5 separate regions of the Mus musculus genome follow, and regions 1, 2, 4 and 5 are each linked to region 3. The links are chromatin loops, found by intact Hi-C in ENCODE. Cell type or tissue: heart. All regions are shown on one strand. Links, peaks and the distances in the headings refer to the core of each region. The heading gives the core; the rest is flanking DNA.

What was found. A loop is a pair of places that touch in the nucleus more often than their neighbours do. Peaks named below come from ENCODE experiments on the same cell type or tissue, not always from the same donor. Only the 100,000 strongest peaks of a DNase experiment are listed, where the experiment ranks them.
Region 1: a loop joins it to region 3, with 2.3 times the contacts of the local background. A loop is called at or near these places in 8 of 42 quality-filtered maps.
Region 2: a loop joins it to region 3, with 3 times the contacts of the local background. A loop is called at or near these places in 5 of 42 quality-filtered maps.
Region 4: a loop joins it to region 3, with 2.6 times the contacts of the local background. A loop is called at or near these places in 11 of 42 quality-filtered maps.
Region 5: a loop joins it to region 3, with 10 times the contacts of the local background. A loop is called at or near these places in 21 of 42 quality-filtered maps.

Annotation. Positions count from the first base shown.
Region 1 is chr16:13,669,315-13,675,574 of GRCm38, reverse strand. Bfar (bifunctional apoptosis regulator) reads right to left here and starts at 3,717. Exons shown (of 8, transcript NM_025976.5): 1 at 3,497-3,717. In heart, for the core only: a CTCF peak has its summit at 3,534; DNase peaks (open chromatin) are centred at 2,844 and 3,714; H3K4me3 peaks cover 1,953 bases; H3K27ac peaks cover 1,829 bases.
Region 2 is chr16:14,314,203-14,320,462 of GRCm38, reverse strand. Cep20 (centrosomal protein 20) reads left to right here and starts at 3,131. Exons shown (of 5, transcript NM_025345.2): 1 at 3,131-3,169. The coding sequence starts at 3,142. In heart, for the core only: a CTCF peak has its summit at 3,279; a DNase peak (open chromatin) is centred at 3,062; H3K4me3 peaks cover 1,806 bases; H3K27ac peaks cover 1,330 bases.
Region 3 is chr16:14,156,587-14,162,846 of GRCm38, reverse strand. Marf1 (meiosis regulator and mRNA stability 1) reads left to right here and starts at 3,573. Exons shown (of 27, transcript NM_001081154.2): 1 at 3,573-3,703. Mir484 (microRNA 484) reads right to left here and starts at 3,221; the gene lies at 3,155-3,221. In heart, for the core only: a CTCF peak has its summit at 2,871 (motif pointing right); a DNase peak (open chromatin) is centred at 3,466; H3K4me3 peaks cover 2,070 bases; H3K27ac peaks cover 1,478 bases.
Region 4 is chr16:13,818,215-13,824,474 of GRCm38, reverse strand. Ntan1 (N-terminal Asn amidase) reads right to left here and starts at 5,224. Exons shown (of 10, transcript NM_010946.4): 1 at 5,039-5,224. The coding sequence starts at 5,119. In heart, for the core only: a CTCF peak has its summit at 3,483 (motif pointing left); DNase peaks (open chromatin) are centred at 4,086 and 5,244; H3K4me3 peaks cover 1,856 bases; H3K27ac peaks cover 1,589 bases.
Region 5 is chr16:13,900,210-13,906,469 of GRCm38, reverse strand. It overlaps Pdxdc1 (pyridoxal-dependent decarboxylase domain containing 1), which reads left to right and starts at 3,325. Exons shown (of 23, transcript NM_053181.3): 1 at 3,325-3,555. The coding sequence starts at 3,535. It also overlaps a transcript of Mpv17l not described here. In heart, for the core only: a CTCF peak has its summit at 2,811; a DNase peak (open chromatin) is centred at 3,309; H3K4me3 peaks cover 2,243 bases; H3K27ac peaks cover 1,812 bases.

The DNA of each region.
Region 1 (6,260 bases), core at 1,407-5,406, 490 kb after region 3:
GGATTCATGGGTGTGCAAGTCCTTTCTGGGCAAGGACAGTGTTTGCAAGTGGCCTATGCACTGTTTCCTATATCCCCCAGTCTTCTCTCCAATCCCTCTGGTTTCTGTGTAGCCTTGCTATTCTGGAACTCACAGAGGTCCATGCACCTCTGCCTCCCAAGTATGAGGATTAAAGACTTGTGCCACCACCACCAGGCTCTTTTAGTCATCTCTTAACATGCTTGTTATACAAGCAACCACAGTAAGCCTGACTACAAAGTACAAGTGATCAGAATACCAGGCAAACAATGCCCAGAGAGCTGGAGAGGCTAAGGATCTGTGAAATGGTGGGAAGCTATCGAAGGGTGTGTACACCTACACATAGCCTCATTCCTCTTGATTCAGTGTAGTACTTAGCATACGTCAAAAATCAAATGTTGCTTTTTGGAACTTCTTGGATTTTTCTGGCAGGACTGGAGGTAGAACTCAGGGCCACTGTACACAACAGATAAACACTATACTACTGAGCTACATTCTCTAGCCCACAATTGAACTGAATTTTCCCCCTCATTCACCATTGAACTTGCAGATATGCAATTTATAGATATGGACCTGACTATGTACCTGAAACAAGTTCTTCACAAGAGCCTGGAAGTTTACAACTACATGTAATCTGCATGTAAATGCCTAATTATGACAGACTAGGTATGGCTAAAGTGAAACTTAAATAATGCTCATTTCCTATTCTCTTTTTGTGAATTTCTTTTTTTTCAATGTTTGAATCATCTCCCTAGAGCAAAATTCCCATCAAATTGCCCAAAACCTTCCCCACTAAACTGGACCCGACAGCACAGGCCTGTAATCCCAGCCGCTCAGTGGTGAAGGACTAAGAGTTCAAGGTCATCACTGGCCAGCCAGCGAGTGATGCATGAAACCATCTCAACAAAACAACACTCCCTGCTATGGAAAAAGAAAATAAGACTAAATAAAACCTACAGCTGTGGTTTTATTCAGTAAAGAATATGAATGACATAGTAGTAAACTAACTTCTCTAGTGCTGGGAACTGAAGCCAGGACTTTGTTCACTCTAAACACACTCTACTACAGAGGTAGTACCTTCAGCCCCAATCCATATAACTAAGGCTTTGAACTTGCAATCTTCTTGCCTTGGTCTACCAAGTAACTAAAGGTCTGCACCACCAGGCTTTGGCTTGTTAAATGTTGGGACACCATCATGTCTGGCTGTCAAGTGAACATTTTCACTTACAGCACAAACTTGAGGCAGAATGATCACGTTAAATCTTAGCTCAACAAACCATTAGCTGCTTGATCTAGGGTAGGTCATTTACCTTTCTTTGTATCCCTATAACAGTGGGGATAATAACCATATATCACAACTCACAGGAGTTCCTTCTATTACTAAGATTAGACTCTGTTCATAGACCACCTATAAATTTCTGCTCCTTGAGTGTTTTTTTTTTTTTTCTTCAAATGTTCCTCCTGAAATGACTAAGGTAATGCCATCCTGTTTTGAATGTATTTTGTCTTTCCCTTTTCCGCAACCCAATGTCTGCTTTGGATACCCATTTGAGGTTACATCTAAAATTATGCCCTGCCAGGAATGAAAGTTTACTCTGATCCTCATCTAACTTTGAGGTAAATTAAGGTCTTTGAGGTTTTTGTCTTTAAAAACTCTATCCCTGGGCAGAGGCAGCAAGGGATATTTTCAGAGGCATAAGGCCACTTATGGTCTTGTCATCAATTAAAAGGACTTAAAATTTTTTAACTGGCATAATCAGCATGGTTGTCAATAACTATCTTAAATGGATCATTACACTCCCATCTGTTAAGATTTCTGAGTCAAAAGTATCCACTCACAAGATCCAAACCGTCTTTGATGATTAATCCACTCCAAACCCAAGTTAACTGTGTAAGGTTTATCTGTGTGTTACCTAATCTGGACTATTTGGTAGAGTGTTTGCTGACTGGTTCTATCATCAGCAGTGTATAAACCGGGCATGGTGGCACACACCACTCAGGGAAATCTCTCTTTTGCATAAGTCCAGATTTCTAGACTCAGTTCAAGAGTTTCATTTTCTCCCTTCTCCATTTCCTGCTACTCAATTCAGAAAGCCAGAGAAATCAGAAGTCCAAGAATTATTCTTGGCCAGCCTGGATTACATAAAGCCTTTCTCAACAAATAAAACAAGCCAGGCATGGTGGCATTTAATCCCCACGGGCAGGTGGATTTCTGTGTATTCTCGGCCAGCCTAGTGTGAATTATTGGACAGTCAGGACTCCATAGAGAAACCCTGTCTCAAAATGCACCCCCCCCAATAAACAAACAAAGAACCAAAACCAAAGTTAAGTCTTCAGAGCGAGGCCAACCTGGGCTCCCAATCTGGTCACCCTTTGTTCTCCTCGAGCTTCATTACTTTCCATTTATCAAGCCATACTAATATTATCGCTAAAGGATTGTGGGATTAGATGTCAAACTTCGACCAGGTAAAAAGTTTGCTGACTGATAATAATAGCATTACTAACTGTCACATTTTACTGAATGCTGTTAACAGTGTGGTTAGCATTTATACTGCCAGAGAGAAAGGGGGAAAAGGGTGTGTGTGTGTGTGTGTGTGTGTGAACAGCCTGGACAGAGTACAGCTTTCCCATCAGGTTTATGGACGATATTCCCTGGCATATACCGTGCACTTTGGTCGGGACACATCCAGGCTGTTTATAAAAGAGCACTGACAAAAGTAAATAAAACTTCATCAGCACGTGCAGTCCGTACCTAAAGGTGAAAGGAAAACTCCTTCGCATTGGCCTCTCCTGGTGTGACGTTGGGGCCACTCCAAGGGCGGGCCAATGGGCTTCCGTGGGGAGGACCCAATGGCTCCCACTTTCTCTTCTCAACCAAAGTTAGGGGTTTGCCCCTTGCCCAGTTAAAGGTCCCCAGTTAGACACAGCGTCTCTCTTCTAAAACACACACACACACACACGCTCTCATCAGCACACGATTTTTGAGTCGTGTGTATGGGAATGAGAAGAGCTAAGTTCTAGGTCAGCCTCGGTGTCACTTTGGAGTCTGATGTTCCGTTATCCTCACTTCCCATTATGAAACCCTCTGCCTTGGGACAGGAAGGTGCCTCGGATTTAGCCGACGTGGCGGGCGCCCATAGCCCGCAAGTAAGTGGAAACAAGACCCATCTCTGTCACCACCCCAGGGTCGAGTGGCTCTGACCCAGACCCCGACGCGGGGGAGGACTAGAGACCTGCAGTGGCGTGGGTCTTCGCCTCGTAAGGGAAGGGGCTACGGTCCGCAGCCCTGCTGGGACGCGTCCAGGCCGGGGTGAGGAGGCCCCAGAGCCTGGACCCACCCCGCCAGCGCAGCTCCGGGAGCGGGTTCAGTCCCCGCCAGCGCAGCTCCGGGAGCGGGTTCAGTTCCGTCTCCCGCGCCGCACTCTCAAGCCAAGCGCCCTGCCGGACCATTACCACCCCACACCGTGCCGAAGCTCACCTCGCCACTAGTCCTGGTACCCACTCTGTCACCGCCACCTGCCAGGACCCCGCGGAAGTAGAGGACAAGGCTTCGCTTCCGGAAATAACCTGGGCCTAGGGGCCGACTACGATCAGCTCCCGCAACCATAGAGGAGAGACCTCTTTATGCTCTCAACCCCGTGCGACCTCCGGCTGCCTAGAGCGGCTGCTCTAGGGGCATGCGGGCGCATGCGCACCAACGCGACCCGCCCCTTCCTTTTCGTCCGAGCCAAGCACAGAAGTCACCGCCCCAGGTCTGGAGGTTCCAGCTGGATTGCGTTCCCGTATTTAGCTAGCTTTATTCAGCCATCAAAGTCTCCCACAGTGCCCGAATGCATCGTAATAGATCTTAACTTCACATTTATGAAGAAAACCACAGAAGCAGTCCTTAAAGTTTTATTTATAGAGTCGGAATTTGGGGTAAAATGGCGTTATCACATTTACTCCGCAGCTACCCACCTTGATCTAGATCTGTTGAGAACTCAATGGTACTATGTTTTCAATCTATGACGTTGTGAGACCATGCTTGGCAGGATGATCTTTGTGAGTTCGAAGCCAGTCTAGTCTACGGAGTGAATTCCAAGACAGTCAAAGCTACATAGTGAAACTTAACCAAAGAAAGAAAAAGTTCCTGTTTCTCAGTTCTGATTTAATAAACTGTTTGCAACCCCATTCACATGTACGTGCCCTCGTTCCTTCCCTTTCATTGTATCTTTATAAAAACGTGTTAATAGCCAACTCGGGTTTTGTTTGTTTGTTTGTTTGTTTGTTTGTTTTCGAGACAGGGTTTCTCTGTATAGCCCTGGCTGTCCTGGAACTCACTTTGTAGACCAGGCTGGCCTCAAACTCAGAAATCCACTTGCCTCTGCCTCCCAAGTGCTGGGATTAAAGGCATGCGCCACCAGACCCGGCAATAGCCAACTCTTTAAACAACTCTTTAAACTCTTATCTCCTATAAGCCAGCAGAGGCTGCTCTCTCAAAACCCGATTTAGGAGGAGACAGTCAGTTAGCCTAGGTGTACCCCCCAAATACAGCTTGCTTTAATTGGACAATCATTGATTTGATCTTTCAAAATTTTAACATCTCTACGTTGTTGGAGATGGGGCTGGGAATGAAGCTCAGTTGGTACACTGCTTGACTAACATACCAAGCTGTGCTGAGTTCGATCCCAGTAGCATATAAACGAACTGGGCTCGGTGGCACACCTGTAATCCCCAAACGAGGCAAGGAGTAGGCAAGAGGATTCGAAGTTGAAGGCTGTCAGGCATGGTAGCGCTTTAACCCCAGAATTCAGGAAGCAGAGGCAGGATCTCTGTGAGTTCGAAGCCAGCCTGGCCTACAAAGTGAGTCCTCTTAAGACTGCCAGGGCACTGTTGTACAGAGAAGCTCTGTCTTGAAAAAGAAAAAAAAGTTTAAGACTATGGAGACTTAGCTATGGAATGAGTTTGAGATCAGCCACCTCTAAAGGAATAAATGAGAGTGTTCTTTTCAAGTTGGTAAAGAGTAAAACTGATTTGTGCTAGCAGAATTTACTTTCTAGAGAGTGATCTAGTAAAGGTAGAAACCTTTTTTTCTTCATTGTGATAACAGATACATAACAGAATTTACCATTTAAGATTATTTTTCCTTATTAAGACACAGCCCTGGGCTGGTGAGATGGCTAAGAACACTGGGAGCTCTTCCAGAGGTCTTGAGTTCAATTCCCAGCAACCACATGGTGGCTCACAACCATCTGTAATGGGATCTGATGCCATCTTCAGGCAGCAGATACATATGCAGGAGAGCACACATATATTATAAATAAATAAATAAATAAATAAATAAATAAGACACAACCTTTGTAGAACAGGTTTAGTCCTGAATTCAAATGAACTCTCCAGATGGTTGGATTGCAGGTGTGTCCCACCATACTTCCCCTGTTTGTTTGTAGACAGGGTTTCTCTGTGTACCCCTGGTTGTCCTGGAACTCAATCTGTAGATCAACCTGCCTCTGTCTTAAGCAAGAAGGGAGATAGATATGCATAGTATTTAGTGTAATGAAAGTTACGTTGTATTACGCTGAGGTTTATCACACAAGGTTCACACTAAGTTCCTAACTATGGTCCTAAGCCTATCTTCCCAAGGCTGCTCACCTGTGTGATGTATCTCAGCTGAAGATCAGGTCTAGTCTCTAACAGAAGTTTCTGAAGGTCAGCATCCTGGGGGAGATGTTCGAGCTCCAGGGCAGGTAAAGGTATCATCATTCCCGATGTGCAAAGCAGAGAGAGACACATACACACAGAGACAGAGAATAATTTCCAAAGTTCTGTGACCCTAGGTTACCCTCACTAATGCACTCTGTTAAAATAAAGAAGCAAACTGTATATATTTAGATATGAGAGGAAATAATCTAACAATGACTAGCTGGGACCAGCAAGTCTAAGGTTCTAGTACTTGTTCAGTCTCACAAGGCTGGATGTCTAAGTTGGTCTTTTGGAAGGAGGGCCTCAATGCCAGTGAAGGAATGGACTTCCTACAGGGTAAGCAGGCAAAGAGTAAGCGCTTCCTTCTTCCAGGTCCTTACATAGGCTGCCAGCAGAAGGTTGGCCCAGATTAGAGTTGTGTCTTCCTACCTCAAGATCTAGATTAAAGGTGTGTGTCTTCTTGCCTCAAGATCTGGATTAAGCATGTATGTCTTCCTACCTCAGAGGTCTGGACTAGAAGTGAATTCACTCACTGTAAATCAAGCAGGAAATCTCTCACA
Region 2 (6,260 bases), core at 1,075-5,074, 160 kb before region 3:
GGTCAAAGAGGCACAAGGTATCTCTTTACCAGGAGGAACCATTTTGTTTGCTCTAACAGACTAATATAAATATCCACATTTAACAACAAATGAATAAAATCAAATACCTAAATAGAACAAAACTAAATTTCACTCTAAAACTTCCTCTTGACAACATTTAAATGTTGTTTCTATTCCTTGTGAATTCCATGGCCTCACTGTAGTGGGGAGAACTGGCCTTTAGGCTCATTAAAATCTGAATGTAATGTCACCTCTCCCTAGTGTTCTGATTGCTTTGCTGAGTCAGTGACTTTATATTCTATAAATGTTTTATCTATGGGGTGAAGTGCCTTGTGAGAATTCAGTCCCATCATTCTTCAAACATATACTCTCAAAGACACAGGTGAAATAGACAGGGTTTTCTGTCACTCGATGCAGCTGGCCTGGGCACCTGCTGTGGATGACAGAGTTAGCAGGCAGTCCTCAATGTCATGATGCTGGTGAGTTTAGCCTTTCTGTTGGTTGAGTTCAGCCTTTCTGTTGGTTCCAGGTACAATGCAAGCCACCCTCTGCTGTGACATGACTGATCCATGAGTCACCTGGCACACCTTGGGGCGTAGAGCCAGATGGGGATCAGAGGAAGATGACTTGTCACTAAATAGAGTGCCAGATTCCTTGGGAAGTTCCAGAGGGTGCTCATGTGTGCTATAGACTTGAGAGAGCACTCTTGCAATCAACACTGCAGGGAAGGAGAAAGGTTGACGTCTTCTTCTTCTTCTTCTTCTTCTTCTTCTTCTTCTTCTTCTTCTTCTTCTTCTTCTAATTTATTTATTTATTTATTTATTTATTTATTTATTTTCGAGACAGGGTTTCTCTATATAGCCCTGGCTGTCCCGGAACACTCACTTTGTAGACCAGGCTGGCCTCGAACTCAGAAATCCGCCTGCCTCTGCCTCCCGAGTGCTGGGATTAAAGGCGTCTGACACCACGCCCGGCTATTTATTTATATAATGTATATGAGTACACTGTAGCTGTACAGATGGTTGTGAGCCAGCATGTGGTTGCTGGGAATTGAACTCAGGACCTCTGCTCACTCTGGCCCAAAGATTTATTTATTATTATATGTAAGAACACTGTAGCTGTCTTCAGACACTCCAGAAGAGGGTGTCAGATCTCATTATGGATGGTTATGAGCCACAATGTGGTTGCTGGGATTTGAACTCTGGATCTTCAGAAGAGCAGTCAGTGCTCTTAACCACTGAGCCATCTCGCCAGCCTGAAAGGTGGTCTTCTAAGCAGCCTCACCACAGCCTCCCCTCTCCTTGGGAAGCTCCATGGTAAGGGAATCCTACATGACTGACCCAAGCTCCAACTGACCCCAAGAGGGACCAGGCACAGAGAAGTCTTGTCTCTAAAAAGTTGATATAACCTTGGCATTATGAGTGGGCCAGTGTCATGTATATCTACTTGGAAACTTTCTTTTAATTTGTGCCTTTCCCCATTCTCGGCCCTACTCACTCCCAAGATAGAGGCGGAGCCCACTCTGACCCCAGAAGGTTAGGGAAGAAGTGAGGTTAAGAAGGTTAAGGGAAAGTTTGAGATGACGGCTCTGTATCTATTTTTGGTGAGCATGGTGAGAATACTAAGTCACATAATGCTTTGCCTCTGGAATTCCTCATCAGTATATCAATAGTGCTGTTCACCTGTAGAATTGGTTAATCCTTCTAATTTCCTGAGCTACTGACCAAGTATTCAGGCACCATGGTTTTACAAAATAGGAAAGCCTAACTGAGTAAGACCATTCTAAGGCTACAGAACAGGTTTCGAAGGTTACTCAGGTCTTCAAATTTATGCAGCAAGAACTTTATTCACTGAGCCATTCCTCTAAATGGATTTCAAACTTTAAAACTGCTACCCACTTTAAGAAATATCTCAGAAGCCTGATATGGTGATGTACTCCTGTCATTGCAGCACTTGGGAGGCTAAAGAAAGGAGGGCTAATTCAAAGCCACCCTGTGCACTTCAGAAAAAAAACAAAACAAAGCTAATCTTAGGAAGAACATACATCTATCTCCCTGAGGCAAATTTAAAAACAAAACCAAGTTGTGGCAGTATAGGGGCGTTCATCACTTTGAGAATGAGGCAAAAAGAGTGTTTGTTGTTAGTTCAATGTCAGCCTGAGCTACAGAGTGAATGCCCAGATAGCGTGGACTACAAGATGAGACAAAAACAAACAAACACCCAATGATTTCTTTTAAAGTCTATATTTTCTATTTCTTACAGTTTACTTCCTCGAAAATATGCTCACTAGCATCCACTCATAGACTTCCACTATTGGGCTGTCCAGAATTTTAAGGGTCCAGTGTCTTAGACTCCCTGGAGAGTCAACTGCCATTATACTGCCTCACATTTTGAATGTATTATTCCCATGTTTGTTCTTCTTAATCTTTTATCAGCTGTTTCCACAAACAACTCGAGGATTCCAAATGTACTCGGTGTTAACGGTAGTGTAGAGAGCAAGCTTTGAAGAGATGCTGGCCTGGGTTTAGGTTATCACCTGCTCCACCATTTGCCAGTGATCTTCCTTTAGACACTCAACTTCCTCCTCTGTATAACGGGCATCATTGACCTGAGGCGTGTAAAGACTTCCTAGTGTTCACTTTCGAGTGGGTGCCGTGTAAGATGATTTTTAAGGTGGCACTTCTCAGACTAACAGCATCCATCCACAGCATTCTGGAAGTTGACAGAAAAACCAACTCTTGGTCCGTGCCTCAGAAAGACCCAAGGGTGGGTCAGAGCAGTCTGTTCTAACCAGTCTTCCAGGTAATTCTGACGCTGGGTTGTGTCTGGGACTCGGACTGAGCACAAAGCCTGCCAAGGTGCGGGGAGGGGAGGTGAACAATCAGCACCTTGACCTGTAGGACTTGGGCGGCGACAAAAGGCAAAGCAGTTGGGTACAGATTTGGCTCTGGCTCCAAGCTTTTCTGCAGTGTAGCCCGCCTCACACGGTCGCTGATTGGTGGAGTCTCATGTGGCGGCTCGCCAATCACCGGAGCGCAGGCACAGACGCGGTCTAGCAGAGCCATACTCCTATTGGTTGGAGGCCGCGCCGAGAGCCGTGCGTACGCACTGGAGAGGCGTGGCACCAGCAGCCGTTGAAAAATGGCGACTGTTACGGAACTGAAAGCTGGTGAGTGCATTGAGGGGATGCTCGGTTGCGGGAAGCGTCGAACCTTCCGTATATGATAGGGATGGGACAGAAGGAGAGCGCGCGGGACATCGGCTCATCTTTTTCCAGGGTCGTTCTAGGGTGGCAGGGCCCACCAGGGGCGGCCTTTGCGCATGCGCTATGTTAGGGCCAGCCTTTGAGCTGGAGGAAGGGACTGGTATCTGTTGTCCCCTCAGGACCTCTGGGTATCTCTTAGAACCCTACTGAGCAGACAGCGCCCAAAGGCCTGCGTTCCGAGCTGACCACGACAACACCACAGCCACGATTTGGTGACAGACACACTTCCCAATGATTTGCACGGCTAGCCCATCCGGACGACAACGTATGGCTAGGTCCTCCTTGTCCTTTGGCAGAAACCTGAGACAGAGTTGTCCATCCTGGCGGCTCTTCAGGATTTTTCGGAAGAGGTTTTCCAAAATGGTTGGTTGTGTGCAGGGTGCATGCAGGTTCCATCCCCAGGACTACAAAACAAGGAGTAGACATCAATAACGCGTGTATACTGTTAACTCTGAATAGTAATTAGAGTTAACGTTTGAGTTGTAATTGGAGTTAAGGTTCAGTATGTGATTCTATCAGACCCTTAACAACTCATCCAACTTGATTCTGTGTAGCAACGCTATGTCCATTTCATACATGAGAGTTGGAATATTTCATCCACGATAATTTAGATAGAAATCGACTCGTGTGGAAACCCCATAAGGTGCACTGGCTTAATCATGCCATTCTGCTTCCCGTAGAATAAACCTAGTTCTGAGTGTCAAGGAATTCAGAGACTAAGCCAACGGTAATGGAAATCTGGAGAGAACCAAATGGAATAGTTTGGAGACTAAGATGTAGTAACTATTGACTGCATATGTATTGGGGACACTGCTGGTGAGCATTCCAAAAGCAGACATACCTCAGTCCCCAGGAGGGACTTCACATGAGTCAATGAGCTGTTCTGGGGATGGGAGTATACATAGTACATGTATATTGTATAAACTTTTCATAGGATTTCAAGATAAAGTCTATGGAAAAGAAGTTGGGTTAAGACCAATTCCTGAAGGCATTTTTATAATAATAGCATTGTAAGCATAAGACTACAAGTAGCAAAATGATAAAAGAGCCCAGAGGTTATCCCTACAAATTGAGGGGGACCTCCTTATATATGTTCTTCTGCGTTCTCTGGTTCTTGGTATGCTTTGTGTCTGAGAGAAAAGTAATAAAAACTTGTTCCTAATCAGTGATCTTACATTTTCTGGGCTTTTACTGGTCTAAAACCTCTTCCATTTCACCTAGCTCTTTCTCTGAGAAGTAGAGTTCATTACCTCGGAGAAGGCAGCTGAGGCATGGTTTAGGAATCTGCCACCAAGTATGAAGGACATGCTGCGTTTCCCAAATCCAGCTCATTACTTTGCGTTTTCTGCAAAGTTTGAGGCTGTACTGTGTGTACTTCAGAGTAACTGGGACAGGATGCTTGCCAGTAGAAAAGACTCTTTCCCTTAATTTCCAAAGATGGAACTAGAGAACGGGGATTGTGTTATGATCTTAAGATAAAGCTGTCCTTTTATGGACCTGTTTCAGAGTATAATTGGTTGACACCTGTAGAAAGGTTGAAGGAGTGCTTTAGAAATAAAAGAGAAGAAAAGTGAAAAGTCTAAGAGTGGCTATCCTCGATCACGTGGCCAAGGACTGTTGTTAGTTACTAAAGATCAGAAACTCTGCTTATATGTACCTAAATGTTTCCGAACTGCTCTATGGGTTTTAATTATTGTGGCATATTAATGCCTTTGCCATCGGCAGAGCAAAGTGCACTATTAACCTACAGTTTTCATCAATAATGTAAGGTACTATATTATAAATATTTAGTGGGTTCTTAACTGTATTCTAGGCATTATGTTGATTTTCTAAAATTGCTGTTTAGTCACAAAAGACTATTTGAGAAAGGAAGGTTCCATATTACTGTTAAGGGATGATGACAGCTCAACCCTAGCCCATTTTCTATACTCAGTCTGTATACTTATTTCAACTTTTGATGTTTGTCACAGTGTACCTTTTCAAGACATAAGGTTACATTTGACATGCATACTCCTGACTCCATAAGTTAGCAGTGGTATAGTCCCTTATTCGAGTATCATTACATTTCTTTTTTTTTTAAGATTTATTTTTGTGTTTCTCTCTCTCTTTCTCTCCCTCTCTCTCTCCCTCCCTCCCTCTCCCTCTCAGCCGTTGTGTTGCACGCGCGCCCGCGCATGTGCGTGTGTGTGTGTGTGTGTGTGTGTGTGTGTGTGTGTGTGTGTGTGCGCATGTGTACAAGAGGAGGCCAGAAGAGGGCCCGGAGTTCCCCTGGAGTTACAGATGGTTGTGAGCTGCCCACGTAGGTACCAGGAAGCAAACTGAGGTCCTCTGCAAGAACAATACACATTCCTTACTAAGTCATCTCTTCCGCCCCTTATGTTACATTTCTAACCAGGCTGGGCATTTCAAAATCCTACTGTTGGGCTAGTAATGTAGCTTGCTTGTCATGCGTGAGGTCCTGGGTTCAATCCCCAGCGACACAGGCATTGGGAGTGGTAATGAACACCTATAATCCCATCACAGCCTACTTGTGAGATAGAAGAAGGAGAATCAGAAGTTCAGGGTCATGTTCAGCCTAAGAAGTTATCCTTGGGATACAGCCTAGGTATGAAGCCCAAGCTGATCTGACTTCCCATCCTCCCAAGTACTAGGATTATAGGAATCTGCCACCGTTCAGCTAGGTAGAGTCAGGTGGGTCTCTCTGAGTTTGAGGCCAGCTTGGTATGCATAGTAAGTTCCAGGACAGCCACAGCTACATAGACTCTGTCTCAAAAAAACAAAACAAAACAAAACAACCCAAAACTATGGATTTCAAAAGTTGGTCTGCATTAATAGTAATAATGACACATCCCTCTTTTGTGGAGGGCAGGTGGTTTTCTGTAATTACCCTGGATTAAAGTACTGTCTGAATCCGCGTGGGAGCTGTGGGTGTGAGCGAACTGTAATTGTGGTCAACCTTTTCTCCCACTCAGCTATAGTCCCTAACTAAAGCTAC
Region 3 (6,260 bases), core at 1,198-5,197:
ACAGGACCCTTGTTATTCCACAACTTTACACCCCAAATAGAATCTTTAACTGTTGTGGCTTCTTCTGAGACAGAATAGTTTAATGTGAAAGAACTTGACTTTGAATCCTAACTCCGCCGCTTACTAGCTATGTGTATTTGAAACAAGGTATTTAATTACTCGTGGATAAAATGGTCGTCGTCGTCGTCCCCCCCCCCCCCCCCCGAGCTAAATAAATAAGTTTACAAGACTTTGTGCAGTGCTTTGTAAATAAGCCGGGCAGTGGTGGAGCACACCTTTAATCCTAGCACTCGGGAGGCAGAGGCAGACGGATTTCTGAGTTTGAGACCAGCCTGGTCTACAGCGTGAGTTCCAGGACAGTCAGAGCTACACAGAGAAACCCTGTCTTGAAAAACAAACAAACAGGGCTGGCGAGATGGCTCAGGGGTTAAGAGCACCCGACTGGTCCCGAGTTCAAGTCCCAGTAGCCACATGGTGGCTCACAACCATCCATAACGAAATCTGATGCCTTCTTCTGGGATATCTGAGGACAGCTACAGTGTACTTACATATAATAAATAAATAAATCTTTAAAAAAAAAAAAAAGTCATCATATGGTTGCTAGGAATTGACCTCTAGGAGATCAGTGTTCTTAACTGTTGAGCAATCTCTCCAGCCCCTTGTTTTTTCCTTTTTTGAAACACTTTTCCTATGTAACTTGGGCTGGCCTCAAATTTCTGAGTATTCCCTTAGCCTTATTTTTCAGTGGGATCACAGGCCCAGCTAATAATAATTTCTTAACGTTAAGCCATTAATTGTTCATTAATTATTAAATACTATTAGGCACAGGTAATTTTACAACCTGGTGACTAAGACAAAGAATCTGATCTTAAAGGGTTAATACAGTAAACGGAAACAGAATTTCAGATGCCAAATGTTGCTGAAGACTATTTAGAGACTGGGAAGCCAGAGAAAGGCATAGTTAGCTTACATTTCTGGCAGTGTTGGCCTTGAACCTAGGCCCTTGGCCATGTTAAGCAAATACTGTATCATTCAGCTGTATCTCCAGCCTCCTAGAATTGTTTAAAAGATGAGAAAAAGGGTACAGGAAATCCAAGTGTTTCGATTTTGTACCTAACAAAAGGAGCTTCAGAAGGCTCTTTTTGACTCTTACAATCATGTTCTGTTCCCCTGGGCTACACAAGTAATGCCTCCTGCCCCCTGCCCCCTGCCCCTCTCCTCAGTTTTGTTGGTTGAACTCAATACCTTACCCACTCTAGGTAAATGCTCTACCACTGACCTATACCTTCAGCCCCCTTTTTTCTTTTCTTTTCTTTTTCTTTCTTTCTTTCTTTCTTTTTTTTTTTTTTTTTAGTCAAATTCCTTCTAAGATGCCCAGGCTGGACCTAAGCTCACCCTGTAGCCTGGATAAGCTGAATTTGTAATTTTGTCTCTACCTTTGAAGGAGCTGGGATCAAAGTCCTGGGCTACTGTAGTTGGCTTTGCTCTTTTTTTTTAAAAAAAAATTCTGTTCATTTTGTTTGTAGCTTTTGTGCTGTGACCAAGCTGAGAGTTTGACTTCTCTTCCTTTGATCCTGTCCTCATGGGTGGTAGAGGAGAACTCTGTTTAGTAACTTAGGTCTTTGGGGAGTTGAATCAAATGCAAAGTATCCAGTGAAACACCAATAATAAATCTCTGTTATCTTTGTTTCATAAATGTGAAGATTATTACTGAGCAAAGGAAAAAAAAAGGAAGTTGGTTTTTTTTTTTTTTTTAATGAGACAGGGTCTCTTTGTGCAGTTCTAGTTGCCCTGGAACTGTGCCACTACTTCTGGCAAAAAGTTGAAACCTACTTTTATTAAATAGTAGGTAGTGCTTTTAATTTTGTTGTTGTTGTTGTTTTGTTTTTCGAGACAGGGTTTCTCTGTATAGCCCTGGCTGTCCTGGAACTCACTTTGTAGACCAGGCTGGCCTCGAACTCAGAAATCTGCCTGTCTCTGCCTCCCAAGTGCTGGGATTAAAGGCGTGCGCCGCCACTGCCCGGCTTCTGGCAGACTTTTAAGTATAACTATTTTAAAGTAATAACCAGCTAGGACATTCTATACTGTGCCTACATTTAGATTATATTTTTTTCCTAACTTGTAACAGAAAGCAGCAAAGAGCTAGAAATTTCAGAAATTATCTTTCCCCCTATGGAATCCTGAAAACTCATATTTAAGCCAGGCATGGTTCTAAATAAAGGTTATGCTTTTACTTCTTGAACTTGTAGGCAACCGCAGGCAGATCTCTGAGTTTGAGGCTAGTGTACAGAGAGTTCCAGGGCAACCAGGGCTATCACACAGAGAAACCCTGTCTGGAAAAACAAACAAAAAAACCCAACTCATATTTAGGTCAAGTAAAAGTGAAGCCTTCAAGGCTCAGTGGGGTTGGGGATAGGGGTAGCGAGGATACAGAACAGTTTATCTGTTTAAAACATGAAGTATTTTTGATTTCACAAAGTTCTTATAACTTTAGCATCTTCTTTTTCGTGGCCAACCTGTCATCTGAAAAGTATTGGTTACAAAGCACTAGGTTTATTAAAACAAAACGTTTGCCAGGTGACACAAACTCCTTTAATCCTAGCACTCAGAAAGCAAGGGACTGCAAGTTCGAGTACAGCATAGTCTGCGGGGCAAGTTCCAGGCCAACCCAAGGCTACACAAGTGAGACACTGTCTCTGAAAAGAAAAAATAAAACTGGGTAAGGATATCATGTACTCTTAACTGTTGGTGTCAATATTCAGCAGCAGTCTTTGCATGTACTTGATCAGCACTGAAACTGCTATAGGTAGGGAGGACTTTGCCAAAAGCCCATTTGGCAGGTTTAACTGTTCTTTCTCCACTGGCCACTAGGTTGCGCTAAAAGATGCAGTGCAACGTGCACGATTTAATTTGTAAAAATAAGGGTTATCACGTGACGAGGCAGAGCATTAATACTTTATTTCACATTAATCTTCTCTCCTTAGTCCTCGCTCCCAAGACCTTTTAGAGCGGAACCCTAACAAATCCCATCTGGCAAGCCTTTCCTTGACTCCATCACAAAAGCTCCCTAGTTCTTCGCCTGGAAGATCCGTTCGACATGGCGTCATCAAACCAGTAGTGAGAACTCCTAAACTGGGGTTCCTGCTAAAAAAAATACGCCGCCAGCCCCCTAGGTAAGACCCTATTTTGAGGTTTATCGGGAGGGGACTGAGCCTGACGAGGCTGCAGGGCCGCGAGGCCCCGCCCCCCCCACTTCCCAGCGTGCCCTGCGCGGAGAAATACGCGGAGGCGAGGGCGGGGCGAAAGAAAAGACTGGGCGAGACTCAGGGAGGGGTGGAGCCAGAAAGGGGAAGGGAGGGACGGGGGAATGGGCGGGGCTACTGGAGGAAGCGACTGGGCGGAGTGGGGACGGGCTGGGAATGGGCGGAGAAAGGGAGCGGCCATAGGGGGCGGAGCAGAGGAAGGGTGTGGTATTATGGAGGAAGAGGTGAGGCAGGGAGGCTCGGAGAGAGGGGCGGGGCTAGTAGTAGAGAAGCGTATCGGTTTTGCGACAGGGGCGGGGCGGGGCGGAAGCGGAAGTGGAGGGAGCGCTTGGCGGCGGCGGCGGGAGCTGCGGAGTCGGGAATCAAAATAAAGGGCCTGGGGGGGGTGGGGGGTAGGCGGCGGTGTCGGAATGTGAGCCAAGAAGGAGCTAGTGGCTGAGGTGAGTCCTCTGTCAGTGCCGGGACTCCACTAGGGCGTACCGGATGCTCTGATCAGCAACGTAGCTGGTCTGGAAACGACGCCTTTTCCCCCCTCAGACTGATGCTTCTGGGATTGAAGGACCGGGACTGGGACTTGCCGAAGGGGCCGTGCGAAAAAGTCGCTCTCCAGTGCTCCCCCGGTCTCTTCCGAGGCGTTTAGTCCCAGCTGGCGCTTGTCTTCCTGCTCGCTCCCCGGCCCTCCAGGTGTCAGTAGCAACCTTCGCAGGATGTGCAAAGTTGGAAAGTTGAGAAAAAGGACAGTTGTGTGGCTGAGTCCCTTATTGTTTTTTTGTTTTTGTTTTAATAGCCACTTTGGATGCAGTTTCAGTTTCAGCCACCTCCCCAATTAATTCTAGCACGAACGTGGTGCTTTCTAGTTGCACTAGTATCTTTTGGACTTTCCAGGATCTTTCTGTTTTGCATACAAGGAAATTGTCAGCTAAATGGTCTTTCTTCACCTTCAGTGAGCTCTACATTTGTCCAGGGTCATTTATTGATATTTGTGAGGCACAGTTGAGTTGGAAGGTTGGGATACCGTATATTCACATACAGTCAATATTGTTATGGAATTTATATTCTATTGGAGAAAAAAGAGTCATTTTAGTTAAAAGGTAGAAGACGAGCAAATACATAGGACTGGGAGTTTGTGGCAGGGGGGAGGTCATTTGGGAAATAATTCATCCTCAGGTATCTCTTGTCACCAAACTACAAATAAATAAGTGAGGGGGTTGCTATGATGATTAGACTCACAAGAGATGGGCCTTATGTTTATAAAGATGACATGCCCACAGCAGCACAGATAGGTGGCCTTCAGAACCAACATGCAGGCAGTACAATGTTGCACACTGCATTCTCAGCCACTGTCTAAGTTGCTCAGAAACTGAGTTTCAGAAAGGAAGACTCTCTCACATTAGAACTTCCCCTGACTGATTCGGCTGCTTAAATGGAATTCCTAGGAATATTTGGGAAATTTTTAGGCTGCAGGCCACTAATGTTTTTCCTTATATTTGTTTGAACTGAGTAATCTGTCTATATATGCCTGCCTGCCTGCCTTGTCTATCTGTCTATCTATCGACAGAGTTTCACTGTGTAACCACAGCTGCTTGGAACTTGGCTGCCCTTAAACTTGCAGATATCCTCCTGCCTCTGCCTCCTGAGCTACCACTCCTGGCTCTTTGAGCAATATTGAAGGCACCTTGGTGTAGAAAGAGGTAGGTGAGCCTTTTGACCTGAAGCTAGCTATGAAACTTTATTTTAAACGTTTCTGTTTCTCAGTGAAGTGGTAGATATGGTAGTTCATTTTAGGATTTGGCTTTGAAAGATTTAAGCACGCTGAAATTATGAACACTGTGATTATAACAAGTTCTTATGAATAAGAGTGGAGTGTGTTGGGTGATATAAAACCTGGATTTCTGGATTTTTGTGGGGTTTGTTTTTGTTTGTTTTTGTGTGTGTGTGTGTGGTTTTTTGTTTGTTTGTTTGTTTGTTGTTTGAGACAGGGTTTCTCTGTGTATCATTGGCTGTCCTGGAACTCACTCTAGATCAGGCTGGTCTCAATTTAAACAGATCCACCTGCCTCTGACTCCCCTAGTACTAGGCTTAAGTGCATGCGCCACCATCACCTGGTCCAACCTGGATTTAATTATAAAAACAGGTGTTGTAATGGAAGTAGTGATGGTAAACTGTACTAGGCTAATTCTCTACTTCCTTCATTCAACAAACGATTACTCTGTGATTACCACAGAATGGTCTTGGGCTGAGCACAGGATATAGTGGTGAAAATGGAAGTGCATGCATTTTCTAATTCACTTTTTAAAATGCTGTGTACAGACAAGGAAACAAACTAACAGACTTTTTTCCCCCTTCTCTTTCTTCCCTCTCTACCTCTGTGTCTGGGATTGAACCTAGACCCTTCTGTATGCCACTAAGCTCCATGCATTCCCTGGCCTACAAACAGAAACTTAAATAGTTTCAGCACACTACCCAAAAAGTAAATATATTCAGTTTTACAAGTGGATCATATGGCAAGGACTCAAGTCTCAACTCTAGTTCAACTCAGCCATAGATATTACTTAAGGAGTGTAGCTATGTCCTAATGAAACTTTACAGATACTAAAGTTTAAGTTTCATGTTTAAGAACACTTTCTCAATAATTTAAGAAATTGAAAATATATTCTTAGTTTACAGGCCACTTAAATCCAAGTGTGTCATGCCTCATACCTGTAATCTCAGCATTTGGGAGCCTGAAGCAGGAAGAGTGTTACTTCAGTATTACAGAATCAGATCCTGTCTAAGAAAAACTAGATAGACATACACACACACACACACATGTGTACAGGCAGCAGGCTGACTTTGGCTTGCCGACCATACTTTACTTTGTGTGATCAGTCCGCCCAGACTTGAAATGCATTATGAACCATTCTCCTCTCAGCCTATCATGAAGATATAAAAATCTCAGAAGCATCTTACCAGAGTTATAGTGGAAAGAAATTATCTTTTACATGCACAGATGAAATC
Region 4 (6,260 bases), core at 1,567-5,566, 340 kb after region 3:
GTGCTTGCCCGCAAGCATGTCATCCACTGAGCCAGGCTTTGTCCCATTCTTCCTAAAGTAGCTGTGGCCCACTCGCCACAGGGTCTCATGTTTCTTTGTATTTAATCCATGTGCACTCAAGTGTCTCAGTCCCTTCCTTTCCCAGTGACCTACTGAAAGGCACTGCTTTTTTTTTAAAGATGTATTTTGTCTATGTATATGAGTACCATTGCTCTCCTCAGACACACCAGAAGAGGGCATCAGATCTCATTACTGACGGTTGTGAGCCACCATGTGGTTGCTGGGAATTGAACTCAGGACCTCTGGAAGAGCAGTCAGTGCTCTTAACCGCTGAGCCACCTCTCCAGCCCAACACTGCTTTTTATGTTTGAGGTCAGCAAACGTTTCTGTCAGAATGACTAGATGAAAAGCCTAAAGGTTGGCTCTTCTTCCAGAGGTCCTGAGTTCAATTCCCAGCAACCACATGGTGGCTCACAATCATATGTAATAGGATCTAATGCCCTCCTCTGGCATGTCCGAATAAATAAATCTTAAAAAAAAAAAAAAAAGAAAAGAAAAAGAAAAAAGAAAAGAAAGAAGAAAAGCCTAAAGGTTAAGGGTCTCTAGTTACGCAGTGAAAGAGCCAGAGCGATGGATGTGGTTGTATTCTAATAAAATGTGACAGGTACCGGGCGTGGTGGCCCACGCCTTTAATCCCAGCACTCAGGAGGCAGAGGCAGGCAGATTTCTGAGTTCGAGGCCAGCCTGGTCTATAGAGTGAGTTCCAGGATAGCCAGGAGCACACAGAGAAACCCTGTCTCCAAAAACAAAAACAAAAACAAAAACAAAAAAAGTGACAGGTGACATGGAAATTTGAATTCATGTAATTTACTGTTATAAAATATTCCTTTCACTTCTTCTGCCAGTATAGCTTAAGAAATAGGCATTGTGTGTGGCCAGTGAGAAAAGAAGAATTCTTATCTGCAACTCTGAGGACCAGCCCACACCTCTTACCCTTCTGCTATGTTCATCTTTCCCTTCCAATGGCACTTTTCTTTTTTTTCTTTTTTTTTTCTTTTTTTTTTTCTTTTGGTTTTTCACAGGGTTTCTCTGTGTAGCCCTGGCTGTCCTGGAACTCATTCTGTAGACCAGGCTGGCCTCAAACTCAGAAATCCACCTGCCTCTGCCTCCTGAGTGCCGGGATTAAAGGCGGGCGCTTTTCTTTAAATGTGAAAGTACCTGCTCCACAGTGAATCGTGGGCTATGTACCAAATTAATAGCAGGAAGTTTGGGTGTGGCTTAGTGGCAGGGGTGTGGAGTGGGAGGCCCTGGGCTCCATCCCCAGCACAGCACAGAAAACTCTAAAAAAAAACCAGCAGAAGTCAACACACAGTGAGTGCCACTCATGAGTGCCAAGCCCTAAGTTTCTGACTGCTGTCTACCCTGGAACATACTGTGTAATCCCCAAATGGCCTATCTCAGCATACTGACTGCTAATGCTTACGGGCCTCTCCACGTGTGCTCAGTTAAGTTTTTGTATTAGCAGCCCCACATCGCTAGGGGCTACTGTACTGAATTACACAACAAAGTGAAAAGCAGACACCAGGGTTCCAATCCTAACTTCTTTCTAAACTTGGGGCCTAGGACAGTCACACTGTATCACGGTTATTGCTGTTAAGAAACACCATGCCAAAGGCAACTCTTATTTTTAAAAAAAAAGAAGGAAAAAAAAGCGTTTAATTGGGGCCTTGCTGAGAAGCACACAGGCATGCTGTTAAAAGCAATAGTTGAGAGTTTTGCAGCAGAGAGACACTGGGTCTGTCATGGGCTTTTGAAACCTCCATACCCACCCCCTCTGAGAAGGGCACACCTCCTATTCATTCCCAAATAGTTTTACTAGGAGCTCAAACATATGAGCCTATGTGGGCCAGTCTCACTTAAACCACCACACTGTGTCTGATCTCACAGCCCTCAACCTAGTAAATAAGAGCAAAGATACTCTCACAGCATGGGGCCTTCTACTGTGGTTGACCAATGGGTGCCTAAAATCAGACAGCAGTAAACCCAGACATACTGGGGAAGGAGTTTAACAGTAGCAATATGGGATTGCCCTAACAACAAGCTATGATGAAAGGTGTTTCAAACTTCCTAGCCAGCATGGTGGCATCTGCCTGTGAGGCTTCGAAGATCATGAGTTGGTGATCAGCTGGAGCTACAGTGAGACCTCTCATGAAAGAAGGGAGGACTGGGAGACATGCACACGACAGTTAAGTGTTCTGGAATTTTCCATCTAAAATGTTCAGGCTGGGGTTGCCCAAGGAAGTGTAACTGCAGGAAACGGGGAGGGGTACTAATCAGGCTTATGACCCACTGGGGCCGTGTACTCATAGAACACAAGAAAGAAATACAGGGAGCCAGGCATGGCGGTGCAAGCCTTTAATCCTAGAATTTGGGAGGCAGAGGTAGGCATATCTCTGTGTTCCAGGACAGCCAGGGATACAAAGAGAAACCCTGTCTCACACTACCACCACCATGACCACCACTACCCCCAGAAAAAGAAAAAGAAAGGAAGGAAGGAGAGAAAGGAGAGGAAGAAAGAAGAGAAAGACAAGAAGAGAAAAGAGAAAAGAGAAGAGAGAAGAGAAAAGAAAAGAAAAGAAAAGAAAAGAAAAGAAAAGAAAAGAAAAGAAGAGAAAAGAAAAAAGAGAAGGAGGAAGAAAGAAAGAGAAAGGAACGGACAGGGCACAGAGGAATAAGCCAGCCATGGTAGTTTATAGTTTACACTTGCAATCCTAGAACTTACAAGGCTGAGGCATACATGAGTGTGTGGAAGGCCAGCCTGGGCTATAGAGTGAAACTGTATCAGAAAAACCAAACCAAACTAAACAAGACAATATATAGTATGCTGTCATTCAAAAAGTAGATCATGAGTGGAGAGGGGAACTGCAGTCAGGATGTAATAATATATAAGAGAATAAATAAGAGAATAATTTTCTTATAACTTTTTTTTTCTTTTTGGTTTTTCCAGACAGGGTTTCTCTGTATAGCCCTGGCTGTCCTGGAACTCACTTTGCAGACCAGGCTGGCCTCAAACTTCAGAAATCCGCCTGCCTCTTCCTCCTGAGTGCTGAAATTAAAGGCGTGCGCCACCACGCCCAGCTGAGAATAATTTTTTTTAATGTATCATGATGGGCACATTGGATAATAACTCTAATCACAGTATCACTGAAGTAAGAGGTCTCAAGGCATTCACGGTCAGCTTGTCTCTCTGAAATAGAAAAGGAGGACAGGGCTCACACAGAGAGGATGCTGCAGTAGTTAAAACTGCTGTGGGAAACCTACCAGAAGTGGGGTCCCAGCACTCACAAGCCAAGACTCCCACACATGACTGTAACCCCAACTCTGAGGTGCGTGAGGCAAGAGGATGGCTAGGGCTTGCTCCATCCCAGCCTAGCTAAGACACATATTCAGGGAGAGACCGTGACTCAAAGGAATTACACACAGTGGAGAGACAGGTGCTTGATGCCACCTTCTGGCCTCCCTGTGCACACACATACACACTCACCTATGTGCGCATACATTCACACAGATAAGTACAGAAAGATCAGCATGTGCTAGTGCACATCTTTAACGCCAGCATGTGGGATGAAGGAGAGAGAAGAGCTCTTAGAGCCAGACGCCAGCCTACAGTGAGACTCCAGAGCAACACAGACCCTATCCCAAATCTTTTTAAACAGAAGATTGCCTAGCATATAAATAAAGTAGGGGAGGCAGAGGCAGGTAGATCTCAGAGTTTGAGGCCAGAATGGTCTACGGAACAAGTTCAGGACAGCCAAGGCTCCACAGAGAAATCCTGTCTCAAAAACAAAATTGAACCAAAACTTAGAAGAATGGTTGTGACCAAGGACCTGATTTTCTACTTTCCTCTACGGAGCCTTCACATCATCCCCTAAGGCAAGTGGGCCTGAAGTCCTCACTCCAACTGTTCCCCTGGCCTCTATGTGCAGCCCTCTTTGCCCTCCTCACTGGGGGCCTCCTTGGCCCCACTTCCCTGCTCTTGAAAACCAACTCTCCACTCTGCATCCTTTCTGGGCTGCGTCTCCCTAAATAAACCAAACCCTTGCTTCCGGAGACACCACCCTACATCACCTCGTCTCTGCCTCATGTAATGTGCTGCGTGGCCACTAAAACTACAAGTTTCAGACACAGGAGAGAGGCTCCTAAATCCTTGAAGTGCTGGAACTTTTCTTGTGTTATTTCTGGCTTCATCGACACAGTGTACAGTGCCTAGCCCGATTTGTAGGAGCCAGTATTAGGATCAGGCTGTCTTGAAATTCAAATTAACAGTCAGTCTCCCTGTCCCGTAGTTCTCAGGGGTCATTCTGCCCATTCACTTACCCAACAAATATTCGGTTAGCACAATGCCATCTGCTTTCAGGAAGCATTTGCTCCAGGAAGCAGATCCAGGGGAAGACAAAGCAAGTAAGCAGACAGAACCACAAACTCCACAGAGACGCAGTGCTTCACCTCTCAGAGGGAACGTGGGCATCTTTCCTTCAAGGCTATAACTGATTAGGAAACAGGTCCCGTCCTAGACTGTACTATGTGAGATCCATGGACGGGCTGAGTCCAAATTAGTATGTGGGATACTTGGTCATCACTGCCTTCACTATGAGCCCTCTTTCAGAAGTCCCCACAAGGAAAGAACAAGACTCCATCAGGGAGCAGTCCTCCCGGACCCAGCAACTTCCAAACGAATCCCTTATTTCTAGCTAAAAAATAATCCGCGCCCCTCTACGCCCTGGGGGGCAGGAATGAGCGCGCAAAGAACTGGGACCCCCGCCCACACCTTTCTGCAGCTGGGTAATGCGGGGATCCGCACGAGCGCCCCGACTTGCAGAGCCCGCCGAGTGTCCTCGCGCTGTGTACGCGCTGTGCGACCTTCCGTAAGTCACCTTAACCTCTCTGGGCCTCGTCTCACCAGGTCCCTAGTGAAAGCGCGTCGGCGGCCGGGCTGCGGAGTTCCCATCCGCCCCGAAAGCCCGGGTAGGTCGCTCACCTCCAGAGGCGGGTGCGCCCGGACCAGCTCCACAGCGGACCGTGGCAGACGGACGCGCTGCCCATCCACCAGCAGTGGCATCGTCTAGGCCGCCGCCAGGCCGAGTTAGGTGGCCACCGCCCCGCCCCGCCCCGCTCCGCTTCGCCCCGCCTCGGGGCATGCCACGCCCACCGTGGGCGCCGCGCCCACCGCGGACTCGGCCCGGATGTGTAGTCCAGGCGGACGTGGAGCAGCCCGAAGAGATCGAGGAGACGGAATAGCCCTTGGGCTGCAAGGCATCACGGGAGATGTAGTCCAAACTTTGTCGGCGTCCACTCACTACCCGTGTCCCTCCTGGCTGGTGCCAGCAGCTGTAGTCGCAGAGACTTGAGCATTAAGGACGCGGAAAGGAGAACCTCGAGGGTAGCCTCGCGCTTTGCGTCACCCAGCCCTGACCCCTGCCTCGGCCGAGTTGATTCGCAAAAGTTTATTCAGTCAACGTCCCTTTCAGCTGGCAGACGTAGTGCAGAAGGCGTGGGGAACCCGAGAATTGCGGCCCCAGCTAGCACCGCGGGGGCGTAAGCGCGGAAGAAACAGGGTCCTCACATATACCTGCTTTTGTTATATAACTCCTCCCCCTCACCCCCCACCCCCCAGTTATCCCGGATTGGTTAATGAAGGTGCCTACAGCCTGCAGCTGGGCAGAAGAGAAGTAGGAGGGGCTTGGGGTCTGACGCAGGGACCACAGGGAAGGAGAGCGGGAGTTTCTATTGGTGTACAATTCCACCAGGCTCAGGCCAAGAGCTACCCAGCAACAGCTTGTGTCATTGCCCGCTGCCCGCCAGGTGCAAGGCAAGTGTGACAGCAGCACCAGCATACAGAGGAGTCACTACCCCAGTTCTTTCACTCTCTATTCCCATGTGTTCTCAGGCAGCCTCTCTTCCCTCTCTTTGTCCTCCGCTTCTGCCCCTTTCTATATCCCTATTCATTTCATCTTTATATTTGATCTGTCTCAAGGTGTGATTCCTCAGGGGGATACCTTGACATGGGCCCGCCCACCGCATTATCCCGGAGCTTTATATTTCATAAGTTTCAGATAGGCTAGGAGGATGAACTGGAGCAATGAGGAAAGAGTCTGGAGCAAGATCATGAAAACACACGAAGCCCAAAGAACCTGACGATAAGAATTGGGGTCATGGGTGGGAGGTAGCCAGATTATCTTAAGAGGTTAACAGATCATTTA
Region 5 (6,260 bases), core at 1,097-5,096, 260 kb after region 3:
GCTTTCAGACCTGCTTGAGTTCCAGTCCTGACTTCCTTGGTGATGAACAGCAGTATGGAAGTGTAAGCCAAATAAACCCTTTCCTCCCCAACTTGCTTCTTGGTCATGATGTTTGTGCAGGAATAGAAACCCTGACTAAGACAGTAACATAAATGGATATACTTTGGTACAGAGTTACAGACTGTTGTGAGCTGCCATGTAGGTGTTGGGAACTAATTTAAAAATGATATATTTTGAGCATACTTCCCTCTGCACCCTTATTCTTCCTTTCCCACTTGTTATTAGTCTATTTTGTACCCTAGACATTTTCACTTCTACATTCATGGTATATGTACATACATGAGTTTCTTTACATCTAAATACTACATTTAAAGTTCTATATAGCCGAGCATGGTAGCATATATTTGTAATCCCAAGACTTGAGAGGCTGAGGCAAAAAGAGTGCTAGAGGCCAGCATGGGCTACTTAGACTCTGTCTCAAAAACAAATAAAACCCCTGGCAAAATAATAATAGGAATAAAGCTGTCTTCACTCAGCCCTTTCCCCAAACGCCTACTTATTCTTAGAATAAAGCGGAGGACAATAGTAATTCCATCTATATCTTTATTCATCTTGTTCATCCCTCACAGCTTTTGATAGTTATCATTTTTTAGAAGAACATCGGGTTATATGTATTTATTTGACGTGTGTGTGCGCGTGCGCGCGCGTTCTTGAGTGTGTATGGAGGTCAGAGGGTAACTTTAGGGAGTCAGTTCTCTCCTTCCACACTGTAGGGTCTGGGGATTAAACACAGGTCATTAGGCTTGGCAGCAAACCCCACATTTTTGCATTGCTGTAGTGAATCAGTGTATATCACTGGCTTATTTTAATATTAAAGATTAAAATATTTATTTACAATATGGCTGTAATAATTCAGCTCACAGCAAAATTATGTTGTGGAATTTAAAGAAAAAAAAAACCTACATACCCCCCTCCTTTGTTTCCTTCTGGTTTACTCTTGGAGAAAAATCTCTTTTTAACATTTTATCTATTATTTTTATGTGTTTGATGTTTTGCCTGCATGCACAGTCGAGGCCAGAAGAGTACATTGGATTCCACTGGGACTAAAGATTATGAAAGCTGTGAGCTGCCATGTGAGTGTTGGAAATTGAATCCTGTTTTTAACTGCTAAGCCATCTCTCTAGCCCTCAAGGAAATTCTTACTTCACTGTGATAGCTTACACCACTTGGGAGACAGGAGGATTGCTTCAAGTTCAAGGCAGGTCAGTCTACAAATGAACAGCAGGACAGCCAGGGCTACATAGTGAGACCCTAACTCAAAAATACTAATGATGTAAACATTCACCATATACAAGCCATATGTCTGTACAGGTTGAGTCTATTTGGGGGTAGCGGTGGGATGTTGGTTTGTTTCTCTATGTAGACCAGGCTGGCCTAGAACTCACAGAGCTCTACCTGCCTCTGCCTCCTAAGTGCAGGGATTAAAGGCATGCACCACCAGGCTTGGCTTGAATCTACTTTTTAACTACTTGGAGATAATGTTACATTTATGAGCTTCTTTTTTTAAATCTTTATTACATTTTTATTTTGTGAGCTCTTGTGTGTGTGTGCATGTGTGCCACATGCAAAAGTCAGAGGACAACTCCAGAGTTGTTACTCTTTCCACTGTGAGTCTCAGGGATCAAACTCAGTCCGGGCTTAGTGGTAGAGGCCTTTACCTCTTAAGCCATCTCTACAGCCTGTGCACTGTTTTTGTTTGCTTGTTTTTATTTTGCTATTTGCTTACAAAAAATTGTGAGTGTGTAAGCACGCATATGCCAGTCGGAGAGCATCTTGCAGGAGATGGTTCTCCCTGTCCATCAGACTTAGTGGCAACCACCATTACCATCAGCACCTTAGCTGTTTGGTTTGGAGTCACCAAGCCAAGTTGTTTTGGACTTCGGCATCTCTCCTAGTCTAGCCTCCAAATCATGAGGTGGAGGAGGAGACACTTCTTGTACCTCTGCCTAAAAAAAATAAGTCTTTAATAATATTGAAGTGTTCAGAGTTGTAATGTACCAGCACAAATATTGATGGATAGTTATCTGAATACACATGTGATAAAAAAAAAGAAGAAAATAGCAACTAATCTAGCTAATGGGCACATGACTGTTCACCGAAATTCTTTTGTCCTTTCTACAGGTTTGGAAATTTTCATAACACATTGTTTTGTTCAAGCAGGAGCACATCAGTTTTCAGTCTTTGAAAGGCACCATTTCAAGCCAGGCGTGGTGGCATACTCCTTTAATCCCAACACTCAGGAGGCAGAGGCAGGCGGATTTCTGAGTTCGAGGCCAGCCTGGTCTACAGAGTGAGTTCCAGGACAGCCAGGGCTGTACAGAGAAACCGTGTCTCGAAAAACCAAAAAAGAAAGGAAAAAAAAAAAAAAGGCACTATTTCATCACTTTTTTTTTTTTTTTCCAGTTAACTGGAGAGTCACTCAAAAGCAGCACACACGATTTCTTTGCTAGGAAATGTTAACAACACAAGCAGGCCATTTATCCAAATACAAAGTAGAGACCGCCTGCAGATAATTACTACACTGACAACCCGACCCAACCTGGGGGTTTGGGGGAGCATGCTGCATAAGAAATAGAGAGGGTAGGGATAGCTTTGTGGTTTTTAGCATCATCAGACTTCTGTGCAGGAAGTTTCACTGACCACAATGGTGGTAAGATCCCATTTCACCTACCCATCAGTAGTGGAGCAATGTAGGAAACAAATCCCACGGGCTCTTACTCACTAAAAACGCACTACCCCCACCTAGCGGGTGTGAAGCGGGAATAATGAGGTGTACTGCCGGGCTGCAAGGGACTAAACCTAAAACGGATAATAATGACCTCCATATCAAATTTCTGCTCTGATATAAAATGGAAAGGCAACAGACCTACTATTATCATTATTATTACCCATCCTCCGACAAGCCATCATTGTGACATGAGGGAGGACGCCAGAACAGCGGCCTCGAATTCCTTTCTGTCTGGACTTCTGAGGAAAGAGCTGACAAAATACATCATCCCGCGCATGCGCAAGGGTGAGCGCTGGTCTTAGGCTGCTAAGGTAAATAACTACTCCATTCCTGACCGGTGTTGACGGCGGAGGACTTGAAAGCCTGGCTTGGGCCGTGCAGCTGAGTCGATAGTATTTTACCTGGTGGATATCTCATTGCGACGGTCGTCACAGGCTTCAAGTTGGACCGCCCTATAGACGGGGTTCTTGCCACCAAGCAGCGTTAGGACCGGCCGGCGTGACGCCCAAGTACGGAAGCCTAGAAGGCCCCGCCCCGGGAGGCCCCGCCCACCCGACGGGCCTAGCCCCGCCTTCAGCAAGCCGCAGGATACCTGCGGGCCGCGCTGCGGGGCAGCTCCTCCTCCTCTCCGCCCCGCCGGCTGCGGGCGGGGAGGACGTCAGCGCTGCCAGCGTGGAAACCGCTGCGGGCCGCGGGAGGCGGAAGTAGTGCCCAGCACCGCGGGCCCAGCACCGGACGCCTCAGCCATGGACGCGTCCCTGGAGAAGGTACGGAAGGAGCGGGCGGCGCTGTGGTCCCGGGTCTTCGCCACCGGGGCGACTGGTTTCCCCGTAGGACTAAGGAGTCTCGTTGGAGGAGGGCGGCCGGGCCGGGCCGGGCCGGGCCACGTCACGGGGCCCGGTGGCTGAGGGGAGGTGGGCCCGGCGCTGTCGGAGCCGGCTTTGGCTTTACCGAGGCTCGGCGTAGGACCCGGCCTGAACCCGCGCTGGTCCTGTAGGGTGACAGGAGCAATCGGTGTGGGCCCCAGAAGCGTACGGGAAGAAGTCCTAGTTGTCGCGGAGGCCCCTGCAAAAGCCACAGATGTTCAGTGCTTTCCAAGTTAGGAGACAAATTGTAACTTTTGGCGGGCGTAGGAATCACCTGGGGACCTTGGTGAAAACATGGCTTTGCAGCCTCGGGTCTCAAGCTCGGGTGGGCGGGAACTCAGTTTGTAGAGTTTAAGAAGTTTCCCCACGTGATTCCGATGCTGTAGCAAGCAAACCCCAGACTAGAACCCCTGGTATCCAGAAAGGGTTGGGTATTCTGTAACTGGTGAGTTTATTTGGGGGCTGGGAAGAGGAGGTGGTCCCAGCTGGTCTCACTACGTTTGGGTTCCTCTTTCTGAGTGAGAATCATGAGAGGACTTCAGGTCAATTCCAAGTCCATGGGAACCTGTGTCTAGCCCTGCTCACCCCTTGGGGCAACAGCAGCTTGATGGATCTGGCTACCTACTCGGGCATGTTAAATAGACTCTAATTGTTCCCATCTAAGGGCTGGCTATTGAGAACAAACAGGTCCTTGGGTTTCTTCATGGACTGTGCTTTCAGTGCCTAACGTTCTGTCCTCCCAGTCTTTTCTCTCTGTCCCTTCTCGAAATTCTGCTTATCCGGTATGATGTAAAAACCTAGCTTTCCCTACAAGTGAAATCAATCCTTCCTTCCATCCTCCCCACCAACCCTCGCCCCCTTCTTCAATCTCTCCTTGTTCAGTCCCCGGTTTTGTGAAAGTAACCCTGGCTCTTCTGTAACTCTCTGTAGACTAGGCTGGTCTCGAACTTAAAGTGATCCTCCTGCCTCTGCCTCCCAAACTGCTGATATTACAGGACTTGTTGAAAGCAGTAATTGTAGAAATTAAGCCAGATGTCTTCATGTGCACACAGTGGCATATCTTGCTCCTCGGCTATTTCAAGTATAAATTGGGTGGAAAGCAATCAGAGAAAAAGATGTTTTTTTTCCTTGATTCTTCTGACGAGCATAGTGTCGACTTTTTGGTACCATGAGCTTCACTTGGAATGGCGATTCTCAACTTTGGGTTAGGTTTGTTCCCCAGGGACATTTAGCAGCTTTTGGAGGTGTTTTAAACTAGAGTCCTGGGAGTACAAGGGAGGTACTGCTGGGGCCTAGTAAGAAGAACCCAAGCATACTTTCGAGTATTCTCTGTTGCACAGGCTAATTCTGCACATCGGGAAACGATCAGCGATTCAGAAGCTCAGAGAACTAGTTGAGATTGTGTGTGTAACTCCAGTAGCTGAATACAAAATGATGCTGAAAATATTCTGTTTCCCATTTCTTTACAAGGCTTTAAGTCATTTCATTAGAAACCTGAAAGAACAAAGATGATCTTTCCTTTGAGAGTATCTGAAAACTAAAAGTGGGTAGGAACTCTAGTGTAAATGGTATGTTTCTGTATATTAAGTGATGGTAAAATATTTTAAGCCCTCCAAAGAAAATCTAAGGAGGTACTGAAACTCCAGCATGCATTAGGATGGAACTTTAATTGCATTGAACTTTGAGGAATTCATAATATGTGGGCTGAAAGTTGCTGCCTTAGGCCAGTGTGAAAATTATAAATGTTTTGTTTTAAAAGCTAGGGCTCAGCCAGGTGGTGGTACACAATTTAGTCCCAGCATTTGGGGAGGCAGAGGCAGGCAGATTTTTGAGTTTGAGGTCGATATGGTCTACAAAGTGAGGGACAGCCAGGGTTACACAGAGAAACCCTGTTTTTAAAAAAAAAAAAAAAAAAAAAAAAAAAAAAAAAAGCTAGGGCTCTTATTTTTATATTCCATGAAGTAATAGAAAACTTTAAATATAGCGAATAATTTCTGTAATATTAATTTAGATGACTTCGTGTTCTGAGAAATAGTTTGAAGTGAAACACTAAATTATGTCTATTGTCCAGTTTCTTTGAGGATTAGGCTAATTTGGGCTAGATTCTACATTTTAATATAAAACTGAGAGCTATTTGAGTAGTTCTGAGTGATCCCACTTCATCTGATCCATGCATACTTTATAGAACCACAGTGTTATTTGCTATTCATCCTCTGAAAGTTCAATATCTTTTCCTCTAGTACAGCAGTTCTCACCCTGTGGGTTGTGACCTCCCACAGGAATCATATATCAGATATCTTACATATCAGATATTTACATTATTATTTATAACTAGCAAAATTATAGTTATGAAGTAGCAATGAAATAATTTTATGGTTGGGATCACTACACCATGAGGAAGTGTATTAAAGGGTAGCAATATTAGGAAGGTGGGGACTGCTGCTCTAGGGTGTAGTACATACTACACATGATCATTACTCAGTAGAATCACTTTATATATCTCCCTTTATCAAACCATAACTCTACCCCTGCTTTTTCTTGAAGTAATATGCAAGCTTGCAAATATGAATGGCAGTCACTTTTCTTGCCTTAATTTGGTTTTTCAC